Linked DNA regions of Homo sapiens: all the other regions are linked to region 3. The links are chromatin contacts, found by Hi-C or POLR2A ChIA-PET in ENCODE. All regions are on one chromosome and are shown on one strand. Each heading gives the region's core, a stretch centred on a gene start or an enhancer-like site at or near the end of the contact. The rest is flanking DNA. Distances are from core to core; before and after follow the strand shown. Region 1 holds the start of CUL1 (cullin 1). Region 2 holds the start of ZNF425 (zinc finger protein 425). Region 3 holds the start of NUB1 (negative regulator of ubiquitin like proteins 1). Region 4 holds the start of EZH2 (enhancer of zeste 2 polycomb repressive complex 2 subunit).

The links. Hi-C counts contacts between places; a loop is a spot of excess contacts on that map. ChIA-PET counts read pairs that join two places held with the same protein, here RNA polymerase II (POLR2A). Pooled maps may share reads with other maps.
Region 1: a loop to region 3 is called in a map with no recorded cell type, with 12 times the contacts of the local background. The contact joins the promoter of CUL1 here to the promoter of NUB1 in region 3. A Hi-C loop is called at or near these places in 1 of 37 single-sample maps with no recorded cell type and 6 of 50 pooled maps. POLR2A ChIA-PET finds 5 or more read pairs at or near these places in 1 of 52 experiments (GM12878).
Region 2: a map with no recorded cell type shows a loop between it and region 3 (6-fold over the local background). The contact joins the promoter of ZNF425 here to the promoter of NUB1 in region 3. A Hi-C loop is called at or near these places in 2 of 37 single-sample maps with no recorded cell type and 7 of 50 pooled maps.
Region 4: a loop to region 3 is called in a map of CD8-positive, alpha-beta T cell, with 7 times the contacts of the local background. The contact joins the promoter of EZH2 here to the promoter of NUB1 in region 3. A Hi-C loop is called at or near these places in 1 of 168 maps with a recorded cell type or tissue (CD8-positive, alpha-beta T cell), 3 of 37 single-sample maps with no recorded cell type and 8 of 50 pooled maps.

What each region holds. Positions count from the first base shown.
Region 1 is chr7:148,697,566-148,700,265 of GRCh38, reverse strand. CUL1 (cullin 1) reads right to left here and starts at 1,363. Exons shown (of 22, transcript NM_003592.3): 1 at 1,237-1,363. RefSeq lists silencers at 359-458, 759-1,788, 2,449-2,508 and enhancers at 336-1,061, 2,129-2,178.
Region 2 is chr7:149,125,051-149,127,750 of GRCh38, reverse strand. ZNF425 (zinc finger protein 425) reads left to right here and starts at 1,427. Exons shown (of 4, transcript NM_001001661.3): 1 at 1,427-1,555. The coding sequence starts at 1,538. It also overlaps the pseudogene RN7SL521P and a transcript of ZNF398 not described here. RefSeq lists enhancers at 448-497, 1,161-1,712, 1,713-2,264, 2,512-2,700 and silencers at 658-1,097, 1,829-2,002.
Region 3 is chr7:151,340,396-151,343,095 of GRCh38, reverse strand. It overlaps NUB1 (negative regulator of ubiquitin like proteins 1), which reads right to left and starts at 1,284. Exons shown (of 15, transcript NM_001243351.2): 1 at 1,250-1,284. RefSeq lists silencers at 1,015-1,194, 1,365-1,564 and an enhancer at 1,162-1,663.
Region 4 is chr7:148,882,864-148,885,563 of GRCh38, reverse strand. EZH2 (enhancer of zeste 2 polycomb repressive complex 2 subunit) reads left to right here and starts at 1,273. Exons shown (of 20, transcript NM_004456.5): 1 at 1,273-1,400. It overlaps LOC124901767 (a long non-coding RNA gene), which reads right to left and starts at 375. Exons shown (of 2, transcript XR_007060579.1): 1 at 81-375. RefSeq lists silencers at 640-869, 990-1,359, 1,520-2,109 and an enhancer at 1,328-2,019.

The DNA.
Region 1 (2,700 bases), core at 114-2,613, 2.6 Mb after region 3:
TAAGTGCATTCCAAAAAGTGTGATCGTTTACTCCACTCAGAACTTTTGACGATTTTAATGCTACTACAGGAAAGAGCAATTACACAGAGCAAACAAATATTTAAGTAGACTGCAATTCAGTATTTGCGCACTTACCACTAACCCCTACTACGAACCAGAAGCAACCAAGAGTGACCCAATCGGAAAAGAGAATCCTCTTTTTGGCAAAGCCAGCCAGGGAGAAAACCCTAACTTTGGGGATTCATTTCAAGGAATGTCTACAAGCATTCCTCTCTTTCTTATCTTATGTCTGCGCTACACAATACTGCACGGGTGGCAGAAACGGGGGTCTTTCAGATCTTAAGGGAAAAAAAAGCGACGACCCCCGAGTCTGGGGACCCCAAGTCCCAGCGGCCTGGCGGGCGCACGGCTACCCTCAGGGTCAGGGCGCGCGCTCCCGTTGGGACCGGGGGCGCGCCGAGGCCGCAGCGCAGGGCCCGGCCCGACTAGCGAGCGATAGGCGGGCGCCGGGGGGCTCTGTCCGGTTCGGCCGCCGGGCTAGCATCCCTGCGCGCATGCCCCGGCCCGCTCTCCCAGGAGAACGGGGCAAAAGGGCGACTGTTACCCAATAATAGCGCCCTGCACGTTCGCAACAATGCAGGCGGGGAACCCGAGAGCCGCGGGCAGGGAACCGGAAAGCGAGAGAGCCCGGCTCCGCGGCTGCTCCTGCGCTTGAGCCCAGAGCTCACAGGGGAACACGCGTCGGCCGGAAAGCAGCGCCGGGAAGAAGCGTGGGCGCGAGGGGGCAAGGGCACGGGTCCCGGCGTCCCGCGGAGGTCGCCTCACCAGGCGAGGCGCGGACGCCCGAGCCGCCCCGGGCCACACGTCGGCCCACCCTCCGAGAACCCAGCCCGGTCGCGGCGGGGAAAGGGGCCGGCGCCACCAGGCCGCCGCCTCCAGGCGCGATGAATCGTGCTTTTTCCCAGTGCGTAGTCCAGGCCTGGCCGCCCCGGCCCGTCCGGGGTGACTCAGGGCCCGGCCCCGCTCGCTCCTCTGCCACCTTCGGCGTCCTCCGCCCACGAGTCCCCCGGCCCGGCCGCCATTCTGCCCGGCCGCGTTTCGGCGGCTCAGGCCTCGCCAGGCGCCTGGTTTCGGCCGTCGCGGCCCGAGTCACTGCGACACCGCGGCTCGGGGCCGGGCCTGCGCCGCCGCCGCCGCCGCCACCTCCTCTCGGCCCCGGCGGCTGCCGACACTCACCCGCATCTCTGTGGTGCCCCAAAGGCTCCCGCGACGCCTCCGCCTGGTCCCTGGGCCTGGGCCCCGGCGAAAGCCCCGTCCCGCCAAGGTCTAGCTGCGTCCCTCAGCTACCGGGGCTGCCCCGCCTGGAGCTGCGTGCGACACGGCGCCCGCCTCCTCCTCCTCCCCTGCCCGCCCGGCCCTCCTCCTCCCGCCGCCGCCGCCTGCACCACGCAACCTCCGCCCTCTCGCCTTCCCTGCGCGGCTCCCCGCCCTCTCGGCCTCACCGGCTCCGGCGACCGCGGGGGAGAAGCTGTTGGGGGAGGGCCGGAACGCACCGCCATCGGCGTCCGGGGCGGGGGAGCCGGGAAACCGTCGTCGCCATCGCCCCGCCAGCCCGAGGCGCGGGAGGGGCCCGGAAAGCTCCCTCCCGCCCGCTCGCCGCTGCCGGCGGCCCCGGGGGCGCCCCTTCCGCGGCCGAGGCCCCCGCTCGCGTGGGGAAGCTTCTACCTGCGAGCCTGCGGCCCCTGCCCCCGGCACCCGAGACATCCCCGACCCGGCGCGCCGGATTCTCTGCCAGGTTTTACAGCCTCCCTCGCCTTGGGACCGCCGCGGAGGACCCGTTCCCGCCACTTCGGACCTCGCGAGCGGGGCTGAGCTGCTTGGGTCGGGGACACCACCAGCCTCTGGAGAAACGGCCCGAAGCACCCCGAAGAAGAGGGGGTCCCAGTCCCCTGCCCCTCCCTTGTGCGCACCCCCACCCCCAGCTTGCCTGGAACCTGACTCCACACCTTTGTCGACCGGGACAGGGACTGGGGGTTGCACCCCAGATCAGAAAGTCAGAGGTGGCCCTCCGAATCGGCGCGGACTTCCGAGGAACCTCAGCCAATTCTCGACCCCCTTACCACCTGCAAGGCCTTAGGAATCGGCTCCAGAAAGCTCGAGCTTATCTGCGTGTTTCGTTTTAAAAATCACTTCTAAGATAAAACCTAACTAGGCTTTCCCCTTCAGACTTTCAGTAACTCCTGTTTGGCAAATTTTGACATTCACTCTATCCTTCGTCTTTGTAAGGACATATCAAGACTTAGAAGGCTTTGATTACACATACGGATGGCATGAGTCGTGATATAAAATAGTATTGTTTTCACGTGTACTTCGAAGTCATCTCATTTGAAATTAACTGTCATAATTGACTATTTGGAATATTCAACCTAAATACTACCCGCTGCTGTGGTGACGGGGGGTGGAGGAAGCGTGGTGGAACCCCAACACCTAGTGAGGGGTGGCTGATTAATACCACGGCTCACAACATAACAGAGCGGCTCATTCCATGAACAACCCCGGGGGGATTTCGAATTCTATCATCTGGGCAAAAGATGTGATGAGTGTAACTTCCTGTTTTCTCCAAACTAAAACACTACGCAGATTCCTGTACCGCTCTGGGACAGAAATCCTCAGCCAGAGCAGAGGCCGTCCCCAGAGTCC
Region 2 (2,700 bases), core at 178-2,677, 2.2 Mb after region 3:
TTAGTTTTTTTGTTTGTTTGTTTTTGGTTTTTTTGAGATGGAGTCTCCCTCTGTCGCCCAGGCTGGAGTGCAGTGGCGCGATCTCGGCTCACTGCAAGCTCCGCCTCCCGGGTTCACGCCACTCTCCCGACTCAGCCTCCCTAGGAGCTGGGACTACAGGCGCCCGCCACAACGCTCGGCTATTTTTTTTTTTTTTTTTTTTGTATTTTTAGTAGAGACGGGGTTTCGCCGTTAGCCAGGATGGTCTCGCTCTCCTGACCTCGTGATCCGCCCGCCTCCGCCTCCCAAAGTGCTGGGATTACAGGCGTGAGGCACCGCGCCCATCCGAAACGTTAGTTTTAATGTAAGGTTTTTTTTTTTTAACCCTTTAATCAGTAAGGTGCATCTACATTTCACGATTCCGGGACAAATACAGATGTGCACACGCTCCTCAGCCTATGCAGGGACTACTTTCTCATGGACATCCTTTCTAACTACACACTTTTCATTTGTTACTTTAGCCTGACACCTAAAACATGACTAGGACAGAATGCGAGGTTGATTTTCTGGGGACAGTCGCCACCCCCTTCCTTGCCCTCTCTCTCCTTTCTGTCTCTCCCTGGTTTCCCCTTCTGCGTCTTCCCACCTCTCCCGTTTTTGCGTCTTCGTGTTTCTCACGCCCTGTGTCATGGCCTCCTCCGTCTTCTCCCGCTCTGTCACAGTCTCCCGCCGGGGGCTAGGGGTGCCCGGCCCGCATCCCTGGGCGACCCTGAGTCCCCGCAGGCGGCCCCGAGGCCGGGGTGGCTTCCGCATGGGGTCTCTGCCCGAGGCCTTTCTCTGCCAAGGAGGGAGTGTGGACGCTCGGGGAGCCCAGAAGGGCGCTGCACCCACGGGGACCGGACGTGGTGGGCGGACCCCTCCTCCGCGTCCCCGACGGGACATGCCCGGGGCCCACACGGCCTCCGCGCCCCCGGCGGGACGGACACCCCGGGCCACCGCGCGCCCCCCACCACCTACCCGGCCTCGCTGGATTCCCGGGACCCCCTCACAAACGAAACCCTCGAGCTCATCCCTGACTTGGGGGCAGCTTTGGAAGGAACAGCACCGGACTCTCACCCTCTCGCTGCCTCTCAGTCCGGGTTTCTGTGGAGCGCGTCTCCCAGTCGCTGTCCCTACTCTCTCCCTGTTCCTGCTCTCTCCATGTTCACCTGCCCCTCCGTTTCCCCTCCCGTCAGCTCCCTCATCTCGTCTTCGACCGCATCCCTCGCATGCAGATCCGGGAGTCCAAGGGTCCCTCAAAGACCGGCGTGCTGCGGCCCGCACGGAGGGTGCCCGGGCCCCTCCTCTGAGGACCGACTCCCTCTGGCGGCGCCGCTCCTCCCGCCCGCAGGGGGCGCTATGGGGCGGAGCGGCTTCCGCTTCCGAGCGCCGAGTCCCAGCATGCACCGCGCCCGGCCGGCTCTGCCTTTGGGGGCCAGCAGGGCTGTACCTGGGAGTTGGGTTGGGGCGGAGCGGAGGGGAGGCCGTGCCAGGCAGGGCCGGTTCGTGCGGAACCGCCATGGCCGAGCCGGCTTCGGTAAGAAGGGCCGGTGGAGGATGCAGGCTCTGTCGAAACTCGGGTCCCTGTCGCAGCTGGATTGGGGTCCGCGTCCAGGGAGTGGGGCGGCCGGGGCCTGGGCCTGGGGGTTGGCAGTGGCCCACGGACTGAGCTCCGGGCTGGGCTGGAGAAGGTGCAGTCTTGCTGCGTGTGCTGTTCTGGAATTGACCTGGGGAAAAGCTGGTCTGGCCGGGCTTGGCCGCGCGCGTCTGTGGCCCCGGCCACTCGGAAGGCTGAGGCGGGAGCAGCGCTTGAGCCCGGGAGCTCTGCGCTGTATATGCGCTAGGTCCGTCGCGCGGTGCCTCTGAGTTCTGCATCTGTGTGGTGACCTCTCGGGAGCGGGGACCACCAGGTTCCCCAGGGAGGGGGAACCGGCCCAGCTCGGAAACCGAGCAGGGCAAAACCCCAGTGCTGATCGTTAGTGGGATCGCGCCTGTGAATAGCCACTGCCCTCCAGCCTGGGCAACAGCCAGACCCCGTCTGTTTAATACATAAATAAAAGTTGGTTTGGGAGAAAGAATCCGGGTGGGAAAGATCTGTTTCTCGGCCTGTTGTAGGCTCAGATCAACAACGCTGTCCCTGCCTTCAGTGTCGGGGCTCTGAACCTCGGGGTCTCTCTGGGGCCCGTGCTCTCCTGCTGAAGGTAGTTTCAGAGAAGCACATCAGTGTTAAGCAGATGAGAAAAAGGAGAAGGAAAGCTGGAACTGAGAGAAATTGGAGACCGCTCCCTCTAGGAAAGGACAGAAAACTTAAAATGAATTGGGTGGTTAGCGTAAATCGAATTTACCGTAAATGCTGTAGTATTGTAATGTAGTATTGAAAATTTGAGCACCGGTTTTAGAGTTTGAAAGGCGTATCCTGAGGCTTAATCCAAGAAACCCTGTTACATTCAGTTAAGTATAACTTGCTTAAGTGTGCAAGTTTTTCTTGTGCCCCCAATGAAATTTTATAATCTTAGGAATGTAATGCTCCTTATTTGCATTTGATTCTTCCCTTTTGCTTCCCACTCCTTTTCCCCACCCTCCTTTGGCAGGTACAGATTCTTTTCTGATTTCTCCAAGCTTTGTTTCTACAGCCAGGCTTTCTTTTTTTCTCTCCTCTTTAAGTGATTGGGAATCTCCTGG
Region 3 (2,700 bases), core at 35-2,534:
ATTCTGAATAAAATATCACAGCAACCCTACTGTCTCCCCACTGGGGGACAGTAATTTCACAGGCTGGTTACTGGAGCCAAGCAATTTGAAAGGCTGATGCGGTACTCAGAGATGCCATCCAAGGCCGGGCGCGGTGGCTCACACCTGTAATCCCAGCACTTGGGAGGCCGAGGCCAGTGGATCACCTGAGGTCAGGAGTTCAAGACCAGCCTGGTCAACATGGTGAAACCCCGTCTCTACTAAAAAAATAAACAAATAAAAAATTTTTAAAAAGATGCCATCCAAGCCACCACTTGACAGAAGGACGAAGGAGTGTTACAAACCCAGTGCGTGTCAGACACTCCAGGGAGCAAACAAGAGCTCCAGGGTTACACCGAATAAGATTTAATGTTAAAAAAAAATTAAACCACTGTCTTGAAACTTAAGGAACTTCAGTTATAGACAACAGAGTAAGTGGCGACATATTTTAAGTCAAGTTTAATAAGTCAGTTTTTAATTTTAACTGAAATGAGAACTGAAAAAGTTTCATGCATGCCATACAATGTTTCACATTGTAACTAAGAAAAGACGAAACTCATTAATATCACTCCGTGGTCCAAGCAGAAAGTGAAACGTTATAACGATCCTTTAAAAATTTCACTTTCACTTTTGTAATGAATCGATCATTGCTACATTTAGCCACACCTTTTCAAGTATACATTATATATAGTTGAAACACAACTATATCTAGTCAAGACACATTCATTTTTTCTTAGGAAAATGAAAGATTCTTGATTAAAAATAAAAGGGAAGGAGGTGAGAATGATAGAATCAGGTCGTCAAGGTTCGAGAAAATCAAGTGTCTTGTCATTAAATAGCAAAGAAAATCTGGCTTTGATTGCAAATAAATCCCAAATGGTATACTCGGAGTGTTACGATTCAAGTATAGCATTTGGCTAATTTTTTATAGACATATTTATTCCTTTCTCTCCCCAAACCGATACACTCAATATTTTCTTTTAAATACCCCACACCTCTGCCTAACTCAGGGCAAACCAAAGGGCCCCGAACGGCCAGCGCGTCCCGAAGCCCGGCCCACCGCTCCCGGCCCCGGCCCCGGCCCCGGCCCAGCTCCACGCATGGCTGCTCACCCCCGCCCCGCGGCCGCTCCACCCCTGGCCAGGAGAGGTGCCCAGTCGGACCGGGAACCGGGGCGCCAAGCAGTGCTGCTGAGGCTGGGGTCGAGGACACTCGGCCGCCGTGTCCTCACCTGCGCCACGCCACTCCCGCCGCGACCAGCAGAGTGCCCGGATGCGGCAGCGGCCGCCGTTTGTTTTCATTCCGGGTGAGGCCAGCCCCGCCCCCGCCGCCGCTGTCGCCTTCGCGCCGCCGCCGCCGCCGCCGCTTGGAAAGAGGGTTGTGGGCGGGGCCAAGGCGAAGCCAGCTGTGGGCGGGGATACGGTTGTGTGGGCGTGGTTACCGCGGGGCGGAGCCGCGACGGGGCGGAGCTAAGCGGAGGCGGGGCTGGGCGAGGATGTGGCCGTGTGGGGCGAGGACCTGGGAGTTGGTGTCCAACGCCACCCCAGGCTCAGTCTTCCAGGACTTCCCGCCCGGGCTCAGTTTGCCAGCCATCAAGAGGAAATGGATCCTGGCTTTGTTTCTCCAGAATCCTTGAAAGAGGCTGGGGGAAGGGTCGGGACCGTCCCAACCCGCATCTCATTCCTCAGCCTAGGCTGGACCCCTTCCCTAAACCAGCGGCTTTTCACCCCGCCCTCCACAAGCCCACCAGGGGCTTCCCTGGGGTGAAATTAGGCTGCTTCCCGGGAATTTCCTCCCCCATGCTGTCCACGGCCACTAGGGACCACAAGGCCTAGGGAGCTCTGCCTACTTCCAAGGTCCTATTCCCAAGGCTGTGCTCAACAGTGACGCTTCTATTTTATTATCAGTTATTGCTGTTAATCTCTTACTGTGCCTAATAAATTAAACTTTATCGTAGGTATGTACGTATGTATAGGAAAAATGAAGTGTGTGTATATATATAGTATATATATATGTGTGTGTATGTAAAATGGGGTGCAGTACTATCCGAGGTTTCAGGCATCCACTGTGGGTCTTGGGACACACCACCTGTGTGTGGACGAGAGGGGACTCCTGTAACCTTGCAGTGACCAATCCGTTTTTCGTTCCCTGTTGCTGCTTTCTTTAGCCCTTTTCTACCTATAAAGCCCACCTCCTCTGCCCAGCTCGTTGGAGCACCGTTTCTAAATTTTCAGAGAAGATGCCATCCTGATTCATGAATCAATAAAAACCAATAGATCTTTAATCTAAATTTGTGGTAATTTTGACTTCTGACAAAGGGATATTAATAACTGTATAACCGCACCAGACCAATCTGATTCGCCTTTTATATACCCAAGTTGTGAGTTGTTTTTCAGTTGCATGGACTCCCAGATGGAAGGTTTCGCACGTAACCTGAGGATGCCCAGGTGAACCAAGCATGCAACCAGGGGCGGAACCTGAGTGCTCAGATCAAAGCAGGGACTGAATTAAGAAATGGGCACTGCATGGTGAGATCCAGAATGCAATCAGATCAAGCCCTGGTGTCACCCCATGGCAGGGTCCAGTCAGATGAGCATCCCAGCATCACCTCATCGCAAAATCTAATCCGATCATGCGTCATTACCCTATGCTTATAAAACCCAACCCAGCCCCAAGCTCAAG
Region 4 (2,700 bases), core at 24-2,523, 2.5 Mb after region 3:
CTTATGATCCGCCCGCCTCGGCCTCCCAAAGTGCTGGGATTACAGGCGTGAGCCACCGCGCCTTGCAAATATCCTCACACTTTGCAGAGGCGGCAAGTGAACAGTGCTCATCTTGATAAAGGATTTTTAACACTGACACGTGCTTAGAACTACGAACAGTGGAAGGGTCTGAAATGGCAGCAATGTCGCCCTTTCACAGGTTTCTAGGGCGATAAGCACTGCAAGCTCGGCCAGCCAAAGTCCAGCGGTGGGGGAAAAAACGGCCAAGGCAGCAGCAGACATAATCAAACAGGGCCCGGGTCGGCGGCGGTGGCTCACGCCTGTAATCCCAGCACTTTGGGAGGCCGAGGCGGGCGGATCACCAGAAGTCGGGAGTTCGAGACCAGCCTGACCAAGACCCGTCTCTACTAAAAATAGAAAATTAGCCGGGCGTGGTGGCGCATGCCTGTAATCCAGCTACTCGGGAGGCTGAGGCATGAGAATCGCTTGAACCCGGAAGGCGGAGGTTGCGGTGAGTCGAGATCGCGCCATTGCACTCCAGCCTGGACAACCAGAGCGAAACTCCGTCTCAGGAGAAAAAAAAAAAAGTAGTAACGGGTCCGGCGGCAGCGCGCGGGCCGGGCGAGCGTCTCCCGGCAAACGCGGCGCCACAGCTGAGCCGACCTCCGGGGCCCGCGCCCTCCCCTCCCCGGGCACCACTAGGAGCGGCCAGCCCGGGCCTCGGCTCCGCGCGCGGGGAAACGAGCGCGGCGGTTAAAACCGTTACCACCCCCGAGTTTTGAACTGGTTCAAACTTGGCTTCCAGCACCCGCCCCGCCCCTCCCCCGCCCGGGAACTCTGCGGCGCCGGTTCCCGCCAAGAGCCGCCGGCGCTTCGTCCCGCCCTTCGGCCGGTTCCCGCCACCTATCCTCCCCGCCTCCCGTCCGCGGCGGGCTCCGGGCCCCCGCGATGTCTCCCGGTCCCCGCGTGCCTGCACACCGCCTTCCTGAGAGGCGCCGTGTGTTCAGCGAAAGAACAAAGAGACGGCGGCGGCGCTTCCACACGGCCAGTGGCGTCCCTTACAGCGAACCCCGCCGCCGCCCGCGCGCGCACGCGCTGCCAGTGCCCGCCCGCCCACGAGCCCTGAGCGCACTCTGCGTGGGGCTGGCTCGGCGCCTCCGAGCCCGGCGGGCCCTGTGATTGGACGGGCGCCCGCCTCGCGTCCCGCCAATCGGGGCGGCGCTTGATTGGGCTGGGGGGGCCAAATAAAAGCGATGGCGATTGGGCTGCCGCGTTTGGCGCTCGGTCCGGTCGCGTCCGACACCCGGTGGGACTCAGAAGGCAGTGGAGCCCCGGCGGCGGCGGCGGCGGCGCGCGGGGGCGACGCGCGGGAACAACGCGAGTCGGCGCGCGGGACGAAGGTAACGCGCCGCTGCGGGCGGCCCGGCCGGCGGGGCTCCGGGAGTGCGAACCGGGCGGCGGCGGCGGCGCCAGGACCTCCCCGCCACTGCTGTGCCGGTCCCGGGTATCGCCGAGCGGGGCTCACCGGGGCGCCGCGTTTGTAGGCGTGCGGGGGGTGGAGGGTGAGGGGAGAGCCCCCCTCCCCGGAAGGAGCTGTGAGCTTCGGGCTGGCCCGCGGGACCCTGCGAGTGAGGCAGCGCACACCCCTGGAGCTGCGGGGCGGGGGGCGTGTGGGGGGCTCCTTTCCCGGTGCTTGTCCTGGCCGGGGCGCCGGGGCCGGGGTCGGGGCGTTCCGGTGCCCGGTCCAGGGTGGCAGCTCGAGCCTCAAGTCTCCTTTGTGTGGCGCGGCCGCGGCGGGAGCGCCCGGGTGGGACGGGACAGACACAAGTTGGTGGGACCCAGCCGCCGAGTCCGCACTCAGACAAAGGACGGACTGTGTCTCCGGAGGGCTCGGCGCGAGGGGAAGGGGCATGACACCCGGGCCCGCCGGCGGGCGGGAGAGGGGCGTGGGGAGGCGCGGGCCGCTGCCGGGGTGGGCAGGGCTCGGCCCTCGCCTCGCGCACGCCCCCGGTCCCGGGCGCGCCGACCCCGGGCTGGGGCCGCGGCGCTCGCGGGACGACGTTCGCGGCGGGGAACTCGGAGTAGCTTCGCCTCTGACGTTTCCCCACGACGCACCCCGAAATCCCCCTGAGCTCCGGCGGTCGCGGGCTGCCCTCGCCGCCTGGTCTGGCTTTATGCTAAGTTTGAGGGAAGAGTCGAGCTGCTCTGCTCTCTATTGATTGTGTTTCTGGAGGGCGTCCTGTTGAATTCCCACTTCATTGTGTACATCCCCTTCCGTTCCCCCCAAAAATCTGTGCCACAGGGTTACTTTTTGAAAGCGGGAGGAATCGAGAAGCACGATCTTTTGGAAAACTTGGTGAACGCCTAGTGAGTTGCCACTTTCTAAAGAATCGTAATCCTTAAACATTACAAGCTGTTTTGGCCAACTTGTGTGATACATCTGAGAATGGCGACAGGTGCTAACGAAATCAACTGTCATTCAGCCAGATTATTCCCCAAATCCCGACGGGTTGAATGAGGATGAGGTGGTAGAAGTAGGTGATCAAAATAGAATGGCTATGACAAATGTGTGTTTAGATTATACGGTTAGCAGTTTCTTATTAATTGGTCTCGTTTTCTGTGAACAATAGCTTTGGTGATTCAGAAAAGACTGCATGGAGAAATGTTTGTTGCCTAAGAAATTTAACGTGTGCTGTCCAC